2 separate regions of the Mus musculus genome follow, and region 2 is linked to region 1. The links are chromatin contacts, found by Hi-C or POLR2A ChIA-PET in ENCODE. All regions are on one chromosome and are shown on one strand. The core of a region is the stretch at or near the end of the contact, and the rest is flanking DNA. Distances in the headings are between cores, read along the strand shown. Region 1 has its middle 19 kb from the start of Tspan2. Region 2 holds the start of Dennd2c (DENN/MADD domain containing 2C).

Evidence for each region. A loop is a pair of places that touch in the nucleus more often than their neighbours do. ChIA-PET counts read pairs that join two places held with the same protein, here RNA polymerase II (POLR2A).
Region 2: a map of v-Abl transformed pro-B cells shows a loop between it and region 1 (4-fold over the local background). The contact joins the promoter of Dennd2c here to the enhancer-like site in region 1. A Hi-C loop is called at or near these places in 2 of 37 maps with a recorded cell type or tissue (both v-Abl transformed pro-B cells). POLR2A ChIA-PET finds 5 or more read pairs at or near these places in 1 of 5 experiments (embryonic stem cell).

The regions. Positions count from the first base shown.
Region 1 is chr3:102,714,131-102,716,970 of GRCm38, forward strand. No RefSeq gene overlaps it. Among named protein-coding and RNA genes, the nearest start is that of Tspan2, 19 kb to the right of the region's middle. Within about 2 kb of position 1,306, at least 1 of the 3 ENCODE cell types and tissues checked has a DNase peak (open chromatin) inside an H3K27ac peak, as active enhancers do.
Region 2 is chr3:103,100,990-103,103,927 of GRCm38, forward strand. It overlaps Dennd2c (DENN/MADD domain containing 2C), which reads left to right and starts at 1,670. Exons shown (of 19, transcript NM_001384113.1): 1 at 1,670-1,749.

The DNA of each region.
Region 1 (2,840 bases), core at 56-2,555:
CTAGCTGGAGCAGAAGCAATGCACCCTGGGAGAGAGTCCCGAGTAGTACCTATGGGGGTAAGAAAGGCTTGAGTCACACAAATGAGGAGGAACCCAAGAGACAGTGCGTGCTTACAATATAGAGTAGTGGGCGGTGGCCTTTATTCTTTGGAAAGAAGCTTTGGGGAACCTATGACCTCTAGGACTTTAAGAACATGGGAACCTGAAAGGCAAGGAAAACAAGAAGCCCAGACAAGAGACGGAGCATGAGCTGAAGATGTAGACGCCTCCTAAGGCGGTGGCTCTCAGCCTTCCTGATGCTGTGACCCTTTAATACAGTTCCTCGTGGTGTGGTGACCCCCAGCCATAAAATTATTTTATTGCTACTTTATGACTTTAATTTTGCTATCTTTATGAATTGTAATGTAAATTTCTACGTCTTCCCATGGTCTTCTGCGACCCTGCGAAAGGGGTTGAGTCTCTATTCAAAGGCTGAGAGCCCCTGCCCTAAGGGCTGAGACAAGCCTCTGAAGCTGGTAACAGGAGCCCAGGACCACTGCTCTAGGACAGTTCAGCAATGTAAATAAGAAGGAAACTTAGCCTCTCCAACCCTGAGGACCTCAAGTGGCCGGTAGCTCTCAGTAGACTGATGAAACCCTTCCACTTCCTCAGCCCTGAAGGGACTCCAGTCTCTGGTGACCTGCTGTAAAAAGCCTGAGAGTGTCAAGGCACCTAAGGTGGATTCAGCTCCCACCGCGATCAGAAGTATCCATGCTGCCTGCTCAGAGGAGGCCAGGAAGGCTGGGAGTGGCCTTAACAAAAGGCCCAAGTTCTCAGAAATTAGAAAGCATTGCGTGCTAAACCACGTTGATTGCTCCATAAACCGACTCCCTTAATGCATAAACAGCAGTGTGAACTGAGCACTGATGGCTACCGATCTTGGACCCACTCGCGTGGACAGTCAATGTCTTGTTGAGGAGACGTGAGACAAGCACTCCCAGACAATGAGTTCTTGAGTTCATGAGATACACGCAACTTGTCAAGTCCTTGCAATGCTTCTTTCTGACAGCAGGGGGGAGCCAACACCTGGTAAACGCCCGGGCACACTAAACCTTGCCGGTGCAGAAGAAACTGCCAAAGAAACAACCAGGAAATGATACCTTGGAAAGAACTGAAACCCAAGCAGGCTGGAAATGGAGGCAGCTCAGGCCCAGGTTTTGTAGGTGTTGCGGCCAAGATTATCGATCCCCCGAGTAAAGCAAATGTCAGCTGGGGAAGTCCAGGCTGGCCTTTAGGGTGACTGTTGCTCCGTATCTTACTCTAGCACCACAGACAAACACAATCTATTTCCTCTTTCTTTCTGTCGTGTCTGAGCTCACTCCGGTCAGGGCTAAGCCAAGCTCAGAAGAGGCAAAGACCTCAGGAAGGAAGTGGAAGGGGATTGGCTGGCTTCTTCCAGTTCAGCCTTACTGCTTGTCACTAACGTGTCTCCTCATATTCAAATTCCAACCATCCGGCTTTCTCCTCTTACTGCAGTATGTGGAAGTGTTCTACCTGGAAGAGAAAAGCTCAGGCGATCTCTCTATGCTCCCATTTTCTCCTTTGTGAAAGGAATATAAATATAAATATATTCGATGACAAAAAAGAAACCTGGACCGTGAGAGGCACGCCTCCAAGAGGTGAGAACAGAAGAAGCTACGAGAGCCTCCTTCTATCTCAGGTGTCCACCTCTGCCAGAAAGGGAGCCGGAGCTGAGCACTGGACCGACAGCCGACAGGCCTCGCGCTGGTCCCAGCTCTGCCTTTAATACCTTCATAGAGCTGGCTGAATCCTTTACCTCTTAGCATGACCAGAAGCTGTCCCTGTTCTGGGACCAGAGGAAGGCAAATGTGGGAACCCCGTGAGAGCACAGGCTCTTAGCTGTGTGACCTTGAATGTGTTGCTTAACCTTTCCTAGCCTCAGGTTCCTCTTCATCAAACGAGAAGTGGGGGGATGGAATGAGATGAGATTTAGTGGGTCCTTAGTGGTGACAAGTGATAGCATATCCCCTCACCACATTAAATAATAGATGGAGGCGCACCAGTTGGCTGGTGCCTGCAAAGTGTCAGGCATTATAATGAATTTCAAAAGTCATAAAATGATAAATTTTTTTGGATTTTATGCTCATTTAGCAGTTTTCTGCTTGCTTTGACAGTCATTTCTTTGCACATTTACCAGAAACAGGTAATATTCAGCAAGACACACTTCACTATCATTTAAAGGATGAAAATACTAAGATTCAAGGAGATTAAATGAATTAGCTAAAGTCCAGCCACTCAGGAAAAGAACCAGGAAAAAACGACTCTTCATAACTCTAATTACTACCTTCAAGGATATAATAATAATACTATCATGAGATGGGACTTAAGAGGAGACCCTAATCAAGTTGTATAGAATGAAGTCAAACAAGGGCACAACCGGGAAGGGGGAAGCATGTTTGCTAGAACCATGGTACGTGTTTGATCAAGCCAGCAGCCTTCACTGTCCACTACAGGCAAAAGCCCCAAAGAGAACAGACGGCACTTGGCTCTCTTCATGAGAGAAGAAAGCTGGTACCACAGGCTCATACCTCAGATGAATTATGAACCTTATAAACACATTTACCCCAGCAAAATGTTTTGTGCAGGCTGGGTGCTATGTCAGACACAAGAATCCAGTCACAGAGTCGAACCTTTGTGCAGCTTAGCAACCAGCAGGCAGGTGAACAATGAACAGATAATTCACCCAGAGACACACAAAGTCCTCCTTTAGCATCCACGGGACCCAGGATCCTGCCCAGTCTGCAGGTACTCAACTCTCACATGGAAGATGCTACGGTGTT
Region 2 (2,938 bases), core at 420-2,919, 390 kb after region 1:
ACTAAACATAAAGATTTTTTTTTTTTTTGGACACCAAAAGTATAAGAAAGATTTCATTCTACTTTCAAGTTTTTCACCCCTGAGGTTGTGAGATGTGTGGAGAGCACATCCCTCAAGACTTATCACAATGAAATTCGAGCAAATTCCTGAGTGTTTTCACTTTCTGCACAGGTAGCCGTGAGCTTAGGTGTGCCCCTTGGGACGTGCTCATACTAGCTGTGGGGTAAGACTCCTCTTCCCCATTCTTGAAGTTCAAATTGCTTTTCGGGGAATATTTATCAAGGACCTGATTTTATTTCATGTTGGCTTCCTAGTCACTAAAATAATACAAATTACTATGTATTATCTTCAGACTTAAAGGACACCTCTCACCATTAGGTGTAGCTCCATCCTACCCATGAGAGGGCAGTAGAACACATGCATGTTAATTAACGTTCATCTTGGAATTCAAATCTTCATCCTGCTAAAGAATCTTCGTGGATGCAAACTTCAAAATGTAAATCTTAAAAACGCTGTTTTAGTCCCGAATTTCACCTTGTACAACTATCTGTGATACTTTCCAAACAGACTAGATTAAATGCCACTTGTGTTGGCTCAGGACTATGCTTGCACCCCAGAAGCAGGGGTAGGAGGATAAGAAGTTTGAAAAATAATAAAGAACACACATGTCTACATTTAAAGACATACACATTAGGTAAGGGATCAATGGAGTTTGCAATGTATTCCAAACCATATTTACATTTATTTCCTCACTGGAGTATTTTAAAGGAATTGTCAATACTTCTCCCTCAGGTAGAAAGTAATCCTTTTACTGTCCCCACCTCATGTCCCCACCTCATAGCTTCACAAGGGATTGGGACTTTTTTTTTTTTTTCCAAGTCTTGGTTGAGTTGGCTGGTGACAGTCATCCGCGATGTGTAATTAAACACCTCTCTGTGGCAGTCTTCTATTTTGGTACCTCTGTGTGAACAAGCCAGGGAAGTTTGGTTACCAGACACAAGGTCGGATGGAGTGGGTGGGGTGGAGTGGGGCGGGGCGCGGTGAGGTGGGGCAGTTAGATCGTGCTGGGAAATAGGTTCCACTCATCCCAGTCTCGCAGAGTGAAACTGGGCTATTCTTGCAGCAGGCACAGAGCCATGTGCATACCTGAGCAAGATCGTGTGGTAGGGAGAATTTAAGCGTGAGTCTCAAGTGGGTGTGGCAACCCAGTCGGCACCCGGACTAGGCACCAAAGGCATCCGGCTTGTGATTCCAAACCCGGGGCCAGGTGCGTTATTGGCATCTCTTTACTAGCTGGCATTCCCGATGAATGTTTGCTCCCTGAGCTGCTTTGGGGTTTTCTTAAAGAAGTTGCTGTTTGGCTCCTCTGGTTCTACTAGGCTCTGCCTTGCTGTAAAGGTCTGTCTCGTGTAGTCGCACAGACCGTAGATCCGGAGATAGAGCTTTGGCTCCAGGCCTGGGCAGGGGCTGCACCGTGGAACCAGCGCGGTGCAGCGCACACTGGTACCCCAGCGCTGGGGGCGGAGAGACCGCCTGGCGTGGGTTCCGAGCCTTGAGGAGAGCCCTGGAAGGACAGAGCCTTACTGGGTGAGCTCGGGGGCGTGCCCAGGCAAAAGAGGGCGTGTCTTAGCCTGGAGGGCGGGGACTGCGGAACCTGTGGGGGCGGGACGAAGATGTGGGCGCTGGATCCCAGAGGCCACCGACGCGAGTCTGGGATCCCTGCGCGAGGCGGCGTCGCGGCCCAGGCAGGTAGGCGACGGGATGCAGCGAGGGAGTGGGGCCATGGGGCCTCTGCCGCTCAGCTGTTGGCGTCGCCCCATGGCGTCCCGTGTGTTCGTGGTCAGCCGAGAGCTGGGTACCTCGGGCCAGGGGAAGGCGGGTGTCAGCCTGCGAGCCGCGGGCGCGGTCGGGGGTGCAGGGCCGGGGAGCCCAGGCGCTCGCCGCCGCGAGGAAACGCGCCTATCAGGCGGTCTTGAACTTGGACGTGCCCGGACGGAGCACTTCAGACAAGCGGTAAAGCGTGTGTTCGCGCGCTTTGCTTCGGAACTACGGGGCAGGCACGATAGAGGAAGTCGTCAAGTAGTTTTTTAAGATAAAATTCCTACAGTGGGACTGGAGTAGGACTGTGGAGTAACCAGGAGAGAAGATGATGATTAGATTGTGAGTCAAAAGGCTTCGCTCTGGAGCTCAGAGCCGCAAACAAACCGTCACACCTCCGTCAGGGTTAACTCTAAGAGGTGTGTGTCCCCGGAGTGCAAAACTGGGACGCTCATGGGTTCTCATGTTCTGAGAGGAATGACAGTGTTCTACAAATGTCAGGCATTGTTGTTTGATACACACACACATGCACCCCGGAGCATGTGTAGTTTGTAAAACTACTAAGTGCCTAGTACAGTAGGCACCCTGGTAAACCTTTATCCCAAAGCTACTACTGATTCGCCTGTATTGTTAGAGAAAGTTCTAACTTCTGTTTACTATGTAAATAAGTTATCTAAGCGTCATTTCCACATAATCACCATTGTTTGAAGAGCAGAGCTATTCTTAACTGAGTCATGACATTTTCTAAAATAGCATGCTATCTGTATACCGTAGTGCAATCATTTACCATGAAGCTTGTACCAATCAGAAAATCTGTTACTTTGCCTTAGATTAGCTGAAGGTATTTCATAAAGTGAGCTGAGAGTACTGCCTCAAAACAAGACTTTTATTTTGCAAATTCAGGGGCTGCTTATAAAAAGATCTGAGTTCTCTAAAACAAAGTTAATGTGTGGCTGTGGCATTTGTACAGTTTTTATTATAGACATTTGTGTTCTCTACTTGTGTGTGTGTGTGTGTGTGTGTGTGTGTGTGTGTGTGTGTGTGTATTTTAGGGAGAGATGGGAAATTTAAAAAGGAATAGCAGTCTGTAACCATGAGGTTTCTACTAGGGATACGTAAG